Regions from separate parts of the Homo sapiens genome. Here regions 1 and 2 are each linked to region 3. Evidence: chromatin contacts called from ENCODE Hi-C or POLR2A ChIA-PET data. All regions are on one chromosome and are shown on one strand. The core of a region is the stretch at or near the end of the contact, and the rest is flanking DNA. Distances in the headings are between cores, read along the strand shown.

Region 1 (4,473 bases), core at 895-3,394, 1.5 Mb after region 3:
ACCTAAAATAACTTAGTCCAACATAAAATATAGTGTAAATAACATGGATGTAAGTATTTCTAAGCCAAATAAGCTAATTACTTGACAGTGAATTATTCATCAAAAGAAGCTGAAAATCTCCACAACATGCTTACTAATAGTACTAACAATGGCAACTGTTGATCTAGCTCACTGCTAAAATGAATACAGTAAAGACTGGTGTTTTATTTTCAACCCACTGTAGATCAATGCTATTGTAAAATATGGTGGCAATGAATTACCTGAAAAATGAAATTAAAAATAAGGCATATAAAATATGAGTTTTAATTGTTTTGACTCAACTGACATAAAATTACATTATCAGATTGATGTAAAAATTTCTATAAACTCTCAATTTCAGTTCTTATCTCACAGAGGACCAGAAGCGAACAGTTCTCAGACTGATCACAGGCCACATTTTGTGTAGTGCTCATCTAGCTCTTAGATACCTATTCTACCCTACCCCACAGCATTCACAATCCTTAAGTATTTGCAACCTTCTCTCATATTTATTGTCTGTGTCTTCCCACTCCCTCCACAAGTGTAAACTCCCTGAGAGAGAGCAAGGATCTTATATGCCAAGCATCAAACAGTACCTGGCAAATAATAGGTGCATAATAAATAACTGTTACATTTGTTGAGTAACTGATCAATTCACAGTCTGTTTTAGTTTTCACTCTACCATGCTGCCTTTGCACAAGTAAGAATTCTTATTTTGTCCCCTTTAGACTCTTCAAAGTCTTCACTTGGAGATTCTAAAGACCCTGCTCTGTGACATTTTTACTGTAAATCAGCCAGGCCCCTAAATACGCCCTCTCCCTAAAGATCCTTTTCTAAACTACCCAGTAGACCAGATTTCTCCCAACTCCATTCTTCCTGAAATGATGATTTTTAAAAGAAAAAAAAGAAAAAAAAAAGATCTGTGCTAAAGGGAGTCTTGTGAAACAAATGCAACCAATATTTAATTTGTGCTACACTTCACTTGACTTTATATTTGTTATCCTCATTTAAACCCCAATATTAGTTCTTTATGATAAACATTATTCCCATTTTAAAAACAAGAAAAACTGAGGTTCTGAAAATAAGTAACTTGCCTCATTCCATAAAAATACCTAAGACTTGGCCAGGCATGGTGGCTCACACCTGTAATCCCAGCACTTTTGGAGGCCGAGGCAGGCAGATCACTTGAGGTCAGGAGTTCGAGACCAACCTGGCCAACATGGTGAAACCCCGTGTCTACTAAAAATACAAAATTAGCCAGGCATGGTGGCGCACGCCTATAATCCCAGCTACTCAGGAGGCTGAGGCAGGAAGACCGCTTGAACCTGGGAGGCGGAGGTTGAAGTGAGCTGAGATAGCACCATTGCACTCCAGCTTGGGCAACAAGAGCAAAACTCTGTCTCAAAACAAACAAACAAACAAACAAAATACCTAAGACTTACTGAACACATAATCATAAATAGGTACTGTACTTTGAGCACTATATATCCATTTTTCATATAACCTATAACTAATGAGAGGAAGAACATGGATTCACCCTGACTCTGTTTGACTCAAAGTTGGTGTTCTTCCAACGACCCATCTCATTTAATGATCAGGGATAACACAAAGAGGTTAAATATTTATCCAAAACTACACAATTACTTAATAACAGTACGAGAGCAGAAGTAATCTTTTCCTAACTTCTATACTAATGTTTTCCACTATGTATGCCATGGTACAGGTATTTCTATATCCAACAAAGGGATACACGAGTCAGATAGTTCTACTGGCAGTTGGCTAGCTGTATCTGCCTTACTTCAGAAGGAAAGACAAGATTCCCTCAGGCAGATGCAGAAGCAACTCCTCAGACCTCTCTCCAGTGTTAAGGTCCCTCTTTCACTAAACTGATGAAGATTTGCTAAATCAATTTGTGCTGTTTTCACAATTTCCATATTCACATATTAATGACTAATAACAGACTGTTACATATCACCAACAGAGAACTCTTTGTGAGAGTTCTAACCTGAGCAATTAAAAAACAATCACTTATTTGAATAGACATTAGGCTTTCTCTCAAATCACTTTCTCTTTTCAAAGTGTGAAGAGCAGTAAAGCAGGGGAGTCACTGTTTCCTGTGCAAGTTAATCACTTTTTCAATTTTCTCTAAAGTTGAACTCTAACTAGAAAACCATTTTCCAAAAAGGCATAACATTCTTTTAGCACTTCCTTAGAGTTACCAATGTCGTGGTATTATTTGAATGTTAACAAGCTGGCTTTCACTCTGGGAAATGTGGAATTCAAATTTAAGTCAGATCAAGATTATAAATTATCATGTTTCATGCATCATCAAGGTAGTCTTCACATAGACACTGTAAATGTTAAATTAATAAATGTAAATAGATGTAAGTTTTCAACAAAAATAAAGTTTGTAATGGCCTAACGGCCATTATCTAATCTAGTGTACGGTTAAGAAAACATTCTATTAGGAAATTTACTCATTATTTTCAGTGATAAACTTCTTAGCTCAACTAATTTGAGCAAAAATCTTTTATAAAATGTTATTTCATTTATCTGTTCAGTAAACTGCATAGCTTGAATACACTTTAACTTTTTCTTATTCAGTATCACCATTAAGAACATCAAGTTGATAGTGATGTCCTTTAACACAGCGGTAACATTTAAAGAAAACAGAACTGATTATCACATAAAAGATCTCAAGGTACTTAGATGTTTCTAATTAGTATTTCTTTAATCTCTTCACTTTCAATCGTTACTTGTTGTTATGCCATTGGATCTCCTTCATTTGGCTCCCATGGCACTCTATATAAAATTAGGACAAAGTGAAAGGTTACAAAAGGTGCCATATCTTCTAAAGAGTAAACTGACTTTATATATTCTAAGTCTCTCCTACCAAGTAAAGTAGGCTAAATTTTACTTATGTTTACTTTCTTTTGGGTTAGAAGTTATATTTTAGATATTTAAGGCTGCCAATAAACTATCAAATACGTAGGATAGGTCTTTAAAAGGAACTGTCTTCCAAGGCCACGCAGGTAACGTGATTCAGTGAAGAGGACCAGAGGTGGGCAAGAGAAGGCCCTATCTGAAGGAGACAGCATCTATACTCAATTGTAGATTGCTATCCTCAAGCAAAAATGTTGTTTGCTTTTCAAGAGGCAAGACATCTAGATTTTTAGGTAAAATCTGACAACTTTAAATGTTAACAATTAGAGAAATGGGGCTGGGGGCGGTGGCTCACGCCTGTAATCCCAGCACTTTGGGAGGCCGAGGCGGGCGGATCACCTAAGGTCAGGAGTTCAAGACCAGCCTCAACATGGAGAAACCCAGTCTCTACTAAAAATACAAAATTAGCCGGGCGTGGTGGTGCATGCCTGTAAACCCAGCTACTCGGGAGGCTGAGGCAGGAGAATTGCTTGAACCTGGGAGGCAGAGGTTGCGGTGAGCCGAGATCGCGCCATTGCACTCCAGCCTAGGCAACAAGAGCGAAACTCCGTCTCAAAAACAAAAAAAACAAAAAACAAACAATTAGAGAAATGGGCTGGTGACTAAAGAATAAAAGTAAGTTTGCTGGCTGCCAGTTTATAGCTCTGAAAATGAATTTTTTTCAAAGAGAATTTACTGTTTTTATGATTCTTATTTGTACTGAAACACAGGAAACTCTAGGCCGTGAATTCAAGTCATGTTTTTAGATAAGTTATTTTCTCACAGTGTATTTGAAGAACTCAGCCAGACTATACCCAAAACACTTCTCCTACTCCTCTAAATTCTGTAATGTCAACATTCTATATTGGCTTTACTTAATAAATACATCTGCCATATCCATACACAACAAAGGATGGCTAATTTATGCTAACAGAGTAGGACCCAGTACTACAAAAACGAATATATAACATTACTAAGTGGATATGATGTTACTTAGCACTTCTTGCTTCTGAGCATGAGTTATATAAGAAATTTCCCATAGTTTTTAAATACACACTGATCCAATCACACTTGAAAAGGTATATGACACTCGAGAGGCAAATAAACTGAAATGCATTTGGATATTACTGAGAAAATTAGTATGCAAGATTTTTGCAGAGTATTTCAAGATACTATTCTGAAACATTATGTAAATTGATTCTGAGCATATGCTTACCAAATAGATAGGAAATTTCCCCCATTTTATAGACGAAGAAACGAAAATCAAAAAATGGAATGAACACAGGGCACGATGCCTCATGCCTGTAATCCCAGCATGTCAGGAAGCTGAGGTGGTCAGATCACTTGAGGCCAGGAGTTCGAGACCAGCTTGGCCAACATGATAAAACCCCGTCTCTACTAAAAACACAAAAATTAGCTTGGTGGCACATGCCTGTAATACCAGCTACTCAGGAGGCTGAGGCACAAGAATTGTTTGAACCCAGGAAGTGGAGGTTGTAGTGAGCTCAGATTGCCACTGCACTCCAGCCTGAG
Region 2 (4,734 bases), core at 33-2,532, 1.3 Mb after region 3:
TTTACTATTCGGAAGCTCTAGAATCACAAGGAGTGAATGACAAGGTGTGGCCCCATTCTCCTCCTCTTCCTCATCTGGAAGCTTGTTAAAATGCAGATGTGTGGACACTCTACCAGGCCTACTATGCAAGATTCTCTGTGGGCGTAGATCAGAAATCTATATTTTTAACAAGATAATGTGTTTGTGACCACACTAATATTTGAGAATCGCTATTCCAGATTCTTCATGCAGTTCCTCACATTTAAAACAGCTGCCCTCCATAGCCATCAGTTGTCTCCAAATGCTTCTCAGGCTGCTTTTCCAAAGTTATTGGAATCTTTTCACAACTGGCAAAGCCAGCTATTAACTGTAAGTTACCTGTCTCCGGTAGCCATAATGCTTCTGGCCTTTACATTTGGATTGCACCTTGGAAAAGTCTCCTTTTACGTAAAAGTGTCCTAACATCACACTTGCTTTTTGAGTCCTCCATAAGTACATTTTTTACAAAGAACACTTACCCCAAAATAGAACCAGTTTATGGATTGCTATGGTCCAAACACAGCCAGTGAACCACTACTTTTTTAAATGAGTTTAACAATATATATCAATTATATATATATATATATCAATCACTCATTTTTAAATTATTGATATATATTATAGATATATATTATTAAACTCATTTTTTAAAAATAGTGGTTCACTGGCTGTGTTTGGGCCATATGTATTTTGTATCTCTTTTTCAAATACCAGCTTTAGCAAAAACAGGGTTTCCAGTATTCCAGTAAATTTCCATACATTCCGTAGCCTCCAGATGGGCCCCAGAAATGCCACTTAATGAGTTCTTAATTGTGATGTACATGTGTTTGTAATAAGATAGGGAAACTGTAGCAAAAGTTTTGTAGCAAAACTTTATTGCAAAAAGGGCTAGAAGGAAATATGGACAATGACAACCAGTTGGATTTGTTGACGTAGCAGAATTGTAGATGAATTTTCTTCCTTTTTAAGTTAGAGTTCTTGTGATGTTGCTAGAGTGATATTTTAAAATGTCTTTTGGGGAAAAAAAAGAAAACTCTACTTTGAGAAAAGGATGTCTGCTGAATGAGAAACTTATTTTTAAAAAGGCACTTGGAAATAAAAATCTGTCTAGAGATAATGCAAATCATAACAGGAATGTGTGATGTGCTTAAATATTGGCACTGATGAGAAATGCGGAAGTGAAACATGTCACAGAAACAGATCATTATGGAAACAGTGGTCTACAACTGAACTGACTCCTTGGACTCCGTGGTACGTAACTCTTTTGTCTTACCAGGGAAGAGGAAATGAGACTACCTACTGGCTGACTGGGATGAAGGACCAGAAATTCAACCTGCCAACCCCTCCTACTGTGTAAGCTTCTGGGTGTGGCAGGGACAGGGAGGAAATTAGAGATCTTGGCTTTGTTAGTTACAGCCAATTTAAATTGGCAAATGCCTTACAAGTGGCATATATTGCATAAGAAGTAAGGGACTATACATGAGAAGGTTTAGAAACCTCCCTTCCTAGACTGCAAGAAGGGGATTATCCTGAAACCCTGCATTTTCCTGAGACCTCAATGAAACAGAAAAGTATTTAGCCTTGGCTTCCCTGTCTGGAACACAGACTTGCTTCCCTGAATCAGATGTGGGGGCTCAGTATAAAACTACCTTTTTTTTTTTCCACTGTGGATCCTTTATCCCAAGAGGGAGCTTCCACCTGGAAAAGAGGAAGAATGAACAGACTATTTAGAACTTGAGGAGATTTTGTTATTTCATTTATTTCATTTTATTTACTGGCTCTGTATTCATGATATTTTTAACTGTCAAAATTATGTTTTAAATGCCTTATCTGCATTAAAGTATACTTAACTTATAGTTTATGCAGAAAATATACTATATATTAGACAAGAATGAGTTAAAAGTTTCCTGAGTCTGGGTATGAGCTTCTACCTATTCTGTCCACTTTCTTAGACTGTACCAGTCATCATCTTGTTCTTGCTGAAAAACTGACTATATTGCCCTGCAATAAAGCATGGCAAAGCTAGCGTTGTGTTCCAGGCTTGCTCGGGAGAACAGAAGACACTTTAGAGTTCACTTCATGCATGTCTTGTTCTGACAAGAGTGGAGCATACTGGGGGCAAAGAGGCTCTCTGCATTCCACTCCTGTCTTCATCTTTCTGTTGAGTTGCCTGATGAAAACAGGACCTGCCCCAACCCCAAGACTGCGGTTCTGGGTCTTAACATGAAGTCTGTGTTCTCCCTGAGATGAGGAAGACAAAGTTTCAGGGTTAACTGACAGGTTTCACTTCTCCTAAAGGTGACTCAAGCTGTCACCCAGTTGCCTGTCAATACATGTTACTGCAGCCATATGGCCATTTCCTTGGCTTTTGCTATGGTTGAGAAACTCTGTCTTGCAGAGGCCTAGATGTCAGACCCAGAGAGATGGCAACCTTCTAGAAAAGCCAAAACAACCCAAATCTTCCCTGGGGCATGAGAAACCTGGCTCCTTACTTGGAGTGTTCCAGGTCCATTCTAAACTCGTGGTCCCCTCCACCATTCTAAGCCTTCCCCAAACAAGACTCACACTGTTAAGTATGTGTGGGACCAATGAGTTTTCAGGGTTGTGTGGCAGGGGCCTAGCATCCTCCCAGCTTCTTTTCCCCTTCCTGCAGTGGCATATGTAAACCTAGATCCTCCCAACCATGCCTCCAAATTCCAGCAGCATATTGTTTCACTTTGAAATTGAAGCCTAATTTCCTAGCAGAGATAACAGTTTTTTAAGCTCATCAAAGGCAGGGATCATTTTGTATTCTTTGGATTTCCTGTGTCTAGCACAGAATAGGCATTCAAAGAGTAACTGACTAACTGAACTGATTATTCTGGAGCTAAGGAATATTCTGTATGAATTGCTGAGAAGTTCTATTTTCTCTTCCCACTCTGTTTCCAGGGAGAATCAACAGCGTTTGCAAGCAGAATTTTCAGACATGATTGCCAACTCTTTACAGAAAAGACAGGCAGCAGGGATAAGAAGCCAAAAACCCAGACGGGTAGCCAGCTATAAAAAAGGCACTCTGGAATACTTGCAGCTGAATACCACAGACAAGGAGAGCACCTATTTTTAAACCTAAATGAGGTATAAGGACTCACACAAATTAAAATACAGCTGCACTGAGGCAGCGACCTCAAGTGTCCTGAAAGCTTACATTTTCCTGAGACCTCAATGAAGCAGAAATGTACTTAGGCTTGGCTGCCCTGTCTGGAACATGGACTTTCTTGCATGAATCAGATGTGTGTTCTCAGTGAAATAACTACCTTCCACTCTGGAACCTTATTCCAGCAGTTGTTCCAGGGAGCTTCTACCTGGAAAAGAAAAGAAATGAATAGACTATCTAGAACTTGAGAAGATTTTATTCTTATTTCATTTATTTTTTGTTTGTTTATTTTTATCGTTTTTGTTTACTGGCTTTCCTTCTGTATTCATAAGATTTTTTAAATTGTCATAATTATATTTTAAATACCCATCTTCATTAAAGTATATTTAACTCATAATTTTTGCAGAAAATATGCTATATATTAGGCAAGAATAAAAGCTAAAGGTTTCCCAAAACTGTGTATGCGTTTCTACCTATTTTGCCCATTTTCCTGGAATACATCAGTCACATCATCTTGTGCTTACTGAAAAACTGACTACATTCACTCACACTGAAGTACGGCAAAGCTAGCATTGTTGCTCAAGGGTGAGAACCTTGAAGGTTAGTATCACTTGCTACACATGAGGGAATTTTTGACCTTTATACAGAGGTGTTGCTTCAGCTTGTCCAATTAACAATGTGGATGGCAGTGATCCAAGTATGGGACCCAGGCAAAAGTCAAGTTCCTGTACTGCACTTTTCTAACTACAAAGTAATCCATGTCTCCAGGCTCCTGATCTTTCATCAGTAAATTATGAATTATAATACTCACTTCATTTTAGACTGCGCCACCCCTTCCCCCAAGCTGGCATAACACCACTCACAGATAATTTCCTTAGACCCACAGTTTACAAGGTAAAAGGAGGGAATTGGAGATGGAAGTTTGATCTCCCCACCAGTCTGAGAATCTTCACAAGAAGCTCACTCTGGTCCTGTCTCATGAACCATTGCAAGTACCAGGTGGGCTGAAACACCAGGGGTGAACTGGGGACAAAAAGCGGAGGTGCTGATTGCTGAAACTGACATGCAGATCTTGCAGCTGCTCTGTACTCCAATCAGCAGAGATGCCATACTGAGAAAACTGGATGATGCAACAGTCCTACTCTAGGCAAAACCCACAGGAAAGCCTGAATCCCTGGTTAGATTTCCCACAAAGCCCAGGTGCTAATGTGGAACCTTCCTCTTACTTGGAAACAACTAAAAGGTTTTTTCCTTTTAAACAACCTTTGAATTCTAGCACTCTCCTAAGGCTTCCCCAGACCAGGAAGCAATAGCAGACCAGTGACTAAGTTACAACATTAAGCACTAAAAGTCTAACACCACCAAGAATACCTGTAAAAGCTGGAAGAAGTGACCATCTCCTCGAATGTGCGGGCATCAATGTAAAGACACAAGGATTGTGAAAACTCAGGGAAATATGATACCATCAAAAGAAACCAACAAAGCTCCAGTAATAGACCCAAAATAATTGAAGGCCCGTAACATGTCTGACAGAATTCAGAAAAATCTTAAAGAGTTCAGGGAAGCACAAAAGAGTATAGATT
Region 3 (4,186 bases), core at 1,595-4,094:
GGGGACATAGCAAGACTCTGTCTTTAAAAAAAAAAAAAAAAAAAAAAAAACACCACTTGTACTCTCTAGCCTCTTAAGTCTAATAAATCTGTGTATGCACAACAGTTCTTGATATTGCCTTCATCAGTTTAAACAATGAAGTGTCAAATTCCTAAGTTACAAATACCAAGTAGGAACTGGAGATAACAAGATTTATAAAATATGATACATTCCCAAAAAGGCAACGAGGGCCACTGCAAGTCAGTTTAATAACATAATTAACCGCCAAAAGTCAGAACAGGTAAGGTATATTCTGGCAACAATAAGATTAGTATAATTAGATTGTAGGTTTATGGTGTGCAATGGCAGAGGATGATGCTGATGAACTAGGATGAAGCAAACTGTAAAGGGCCAACAATTGAAATGTGTCCTTTAGGTCAGCAATTCTATGACTGCACATCAGGAAAGAAAAGGAAGAAAGAAAAATAAAAAAACACCAATAATCAGTATGACCAGTACTCCATCCCCAGACCAATCAAACCAGAATTTCTGTACCAGGCACAGTAGTTCACCCCCGTAACCCCAGCTCTTTGAGAGGCTGAGGCATGGAGGCCAAGAGTTTAAGACAGCCTGGACAACATAGCTAGATACTGTCTGTATAGTAAAAAGTATTAAAAAATATTTTTAAATGTAGTAAAAAGTATAAAATATAAATATATAGTAAAAAAGTAAAAAAAAAAAAAAGTTTTAAAAATCCGAATTTCTGGGACTCATACCATTTGAATATTTGAAAAGCTCTCCAGATATTCTAATGTACATCAAAGGTCATGAACTACTAAAATGGCAAAGGGAAGACAGGAAGATCATTAGTAGAGAAGTGACATGATCAAGTATGTTTTTAGGAAGACAACTGGCAACAATATGGAAAATGAATAGGAGGAAAAGAAACTACTGAAAGTTAAAAATGATCCTGAACTAAGGCAGCCACAGTTACTACATGAAGGAACATTGGAGTCAGGAGACATCCCGCTGGCAGAATCAAAAAAGATGATGATAATCTAGATATAAGGGAAAATCAAGAATGCTTTAGATTTCAACCTTTAAAAACTTAGGAAATGACGAGCAGCTGAGTTTTGTTTTTTTGTTGTTTTTTTGTTTGTTTGTTTTTGACACAATGAGTTTTAATGATGCCTAAAGCCAGTTAACAAAAACCGGGATTGAAATAAAAACCTAGGGCCATCAATGTAGGATATCACTAAGGAGTACACACAGAGCAGCATTCGTAAAGGAGATCAACATTCATTATCTGGTGCGTTTGTTAATGCAGATTCCTGAGTCTCAATCAAAATATACGGAATAAGTCATTTAGGCCTCTGAAAATTTTGAGAACCACTGAAGACAAAGAAGCACACAGGACCACGATGGACCACGATGGAATTTTGGTGGGATCAAACATGCGTTCTGTATGGCAGCCAGTGAGTCAGAATTTTATGAATATCTGACACTGAAGTTTTTGATTATTTCAGGACACAAGCTACAGAGAACACCAAAGTTAGCCATCTTGGCTACACTTACGCTGTGAAATCTGCAGCTGCTGTAGCTGCTTTGGTGGCATCCTTATTCAGTGTTGCACCCCAAACAGCACCTTTATGACCCAAAAATGTTCCAATCCAGTCTCCTGTATCTCCCTGGCGTAGCATAGGTTTACCATCTAGAAAATATTTTTTAAAACATGTAATTTATAAGTTCAGATTACTTAAAGTCTAAGATTCAAATGTAAATATACAATGATGTTCAATGACAAAGTGGAAAAATTGTTTCAGCTATTTAACTACCACCACCCACTGAAGGCACTAAGGAATGTGCAGTAATAAATTAACTGAAGAGCTGAACAGATCATTCTCTCTGAAAAGCATCTGTAATTGGCTGGGAATACTGATCTGCGTCAAAACAATCTAGATTTTAGTCTTATTTTGGACAGACATCTTAGCCTGAATCTCAGTTTCCCATTTGAAAAATGAGGCTAATACCACAAAGGAATATCCAGTGAGACAAGAGCGAACGTCTTTGTAAGGTATTGCACGGCCTGGCCTAATTTCTCCTTTCCCCAAATCCTTGAAAGCTATTTACCGTGTTGTCCCGAGAGTCTAGGCAAATGCTGACCAGCTCCTTCAAAAATAGCAATAAAAATAAAATAAGGAGAGAGGTCTTAGTTGGAGGTAATAGTTTCTACAAAAGCGTCCTCTCGGCTCCAGCTGCGGATTCCCTAACACACTCCTTTCTCCACCGGACCAGTGTTGGCTCTCATCTCAGATGTTAATATCGCCCCCTCCCCCCTCACCACACCACCGCTTCGGCACTGGAGCGTGCGGGTCCCGATCCCTTTCAGCCCAGTCCCAGCCGTCGAGGACCAGGATTGCGGCCTTGCTCACCTTTGCAAGCGCTGATTAAGAAATACCCATAAGGCGTGATGCCACTGAAGGCCAAATCAACCACGGGTCGCGTGTGGCCAGAGCAGGTGAGCGGCGTCTGTCTCATTGCCATGGCGGCGGCGAAGCCAGCGACCGGACTGGCGAGCTGAGGGTCGTCGTTGTCTTTTCTCTCTTCTGCTGCAGTGCCTCGGGCTGCTCCAGGCCCCCGCCCTGACACTAGGGCTGGGCTGGGCAACAGGAAAAGAAGGGCAATCCGGTGGCACCGAGGTTAGGGAGGGGTGAGGGAGGGGTCAGGGAGTCTGCGACCAGCAAGCAACAGTCGACGAGGGAGGGAAAGGGAGGGAGGGAGGAAAGTAGGGGATGGGGAGAAGCGGAGAACCGGGCCAGCCACGATTCACAGCGTCCACACCGGCATCGGCAGGAAGTGACGACGTAAATGACGCAGAGCACCCGCCGGAAATGACGATTGGCGGGAGGGCGGGCTCGCCGGGTAGAAGTGACTTGAAGAAAGAGCGAGAAGTATAGAAGGGCGCAGGCGCTAGTTCAGTGCTCGTGAGGTAACTGGCGCTGGCCCACGCCGACTAAGGGAGACGCTCTAGGCACCGGGATGGGGTCCCTGTCCCCGAGCTCTAGCGGGTCAGAACGCCTTCCTGGTCCGCGGCCGAGTTGAAAGTTGTTCCCACTCCCATAAGTCCAAGGACCAGCGTCAGCTGTGTACCTGCCGAGCAGCCCTACTGAGGACTGTGCTCGGCCTCTGAATATCTAGACGGACACGAGCCATACCCAGTGACGGCCCAAACCAGCGAACGCTGTCTGGCAACGTTTTTTGCAATTTGTCTTATTTAAAAACCATATACGGGCTTGGAGTGGTGGTGCCTGTGGTCCCACCTACTTGGAAGGCTGAGGTGGGAGGATAACTCGAGCCCGAGAGGTCGACACCGCAGTAAGCGGTGCTCGCGCCACCGCACTCCAGCCTGGGCAACAGAGCGAGACCATGTATTAAAAAAAAAAAAAAAATCCCCAGTCATTTCTTCCGCTGTGTAAGTTTTCCTATGTTGCTAATGTTTTAGGAGTGGATACTATATAGTTTTAAATGCGATTAAATTCAAGTTACTTTTTCCTTGGTGGACTTCGGAGAACTCTAGAGTCGTAGATCCCCAATTTTTTTGATGAAATACTCTCATCCGTAAAGTGAGCCTTCACTCATTTTATAAGCGAATGAATGCTGAATTCTATCAAAAACTTTTACACCTTTTGATATGATGTATATATGAGTGATGATTTGCAAATTACATAGATGTGCATTATAATACATGGACAAAAATAGAAATATTAAAATAATATTTAAATATAAACAAACTCTGATATTGTCTGCAGCAGGCAGCCCACTGTGGCTCTGTGAAACCACCAGAGCTGTTAATTGTTGATACTGTTTCCTAACCAGGAGAGGGCTTTTCTCTGGGCAAGTTGTATCTTTATTGATAGAATGTAAACCCAATACAACAGAGATTTTTGTGTTTTCTTTGCTACTTTATCCCCAAGGTCAAAACGTCTGGGCACATAGCAATAAATATGTAATCAACATAAATGTCTGTGAATGTTTTCTTCATCTTTTTGCAGCAAACACCGTCTACAAGATTCGAGTCAAACAACGTGAGAACTTGAAATACGTCTCCATTCTTTTTCCTTAGTACTCTCGTTCATTCACTTACGGTAAAGCACTTACTATATATGTTTTTCATTTTATCTTGTTCGACTCCTCCTTTGTGCCATCC

The links. A loop is a pair of places that touch in the nucleus more often than their neighbours do. ChIA-PET counts read pairs that join two places held with the same protein, here RNA polymerase II (POLR2A). Pooled maps may share reads with other maps.
Region 1: a map of heart right ventricle shows a loop between it and region 3 (7-fold over the local background). The contact joins the enhancer-like site here to the promoter of STRAP in region 3. A Hi-C loop is called at or near these places in 2 of 168 maps with a recorded cell type or tissue (heart right ventricle and naive thymus-derived CD4-positive, alpha-beta T cell), 1 of 37 single-sample maps with no recorded cell type and 10 of 50 pooled maps.
Region 2: a loop to region 3 is called in a map of B cell, with 5 times the contacts of the local background. The contact joins the enhancer-like site here to the promoter of STRAP in region 3. A Hi-C loop is called at or near these places in 1 of 168 maps with a recorded cell type or tissue (B cell) and 3 of 50 pooled maps. POLR2A ChIA-PET finds 5 or more read pairs at or near these places in 2 of 52 experiments (OCI-LY7 and activated B cell).

What each region holds. Positions count from the first base shown.
Region 1 is chr12:14,388,687-14,393,159 of GRCh38, reverse strand. The region is part of intron 1 of ATF7IP (activating transcription factor 7 interacting protein); the gene reads right to left. Among named protein-coding and RNA genes, the nearest start is that of ATF7IP, 25 kb to the right of the region's middle. RefSeq lists a silencer at 271-565. Within about 2 kb of position 2,144, at least 2 of the 41 ENCODE cell types and tissues checked have a DNase peak (open chromatin) inside an H3K27ac peak, as active enhancers do.
Region 2 is chr12:14,611,504-14,616,237 of GRCh38, reverse strand. GUCY2C (guanylate cyclase 2C) reads left to right here. Exons shown (of 27, transcript NM_004963.4): 26 at 1,295-1,371; 27 at 2,947-3,606. The coding sequence ends at 3,121. PLBD1-AS1 (PLBD1 antisense RNA 1) reads right to left here. Exons shown (of 6, transcript NR_120465.1): 3 at 3,312-3,359; 4 at 1,668-1,716. Among named protein-coding and RNA genes, the nearest start is that of PLBD1, 46 kb to the right of the region's middle. RefSeq lists a silencer at 1,338-1,387 and enhancers at 1,920-2,169, 2,190-2,289, 2,300-2,349. Within about 2 kb of position 1,282, at least 7 of the 41 ENCODE cell types and tissues checked have a DNase peak (open chromatin) inside an H3K27ac peak, as active enhancers do; they include B cell and OCI-LY7, where a contact is called at or near this core.
Region 3 is chr12:15,881,045-15,885,230 of GRCh38, reverse strand. STRAP (serine/threonine kinase receptor associated protein) reads right to left here and starts at 2,844. Exons shown (of 10, transcript NM_007178.4): 1 at 2,412-2,844; 2 at 1,555-1,690. The coding sequence starts at 2,523. LOC102724146 (a long non-coding RNA gene) reads left to right here and starts at 2,933. Exons shown (of 6, transcript XR_007063230.1): 1 at 2,933-3,451; 2 at 4,032-4,124. RefSeq lists enhancers at 2,767-2,886, 3,197-3,426.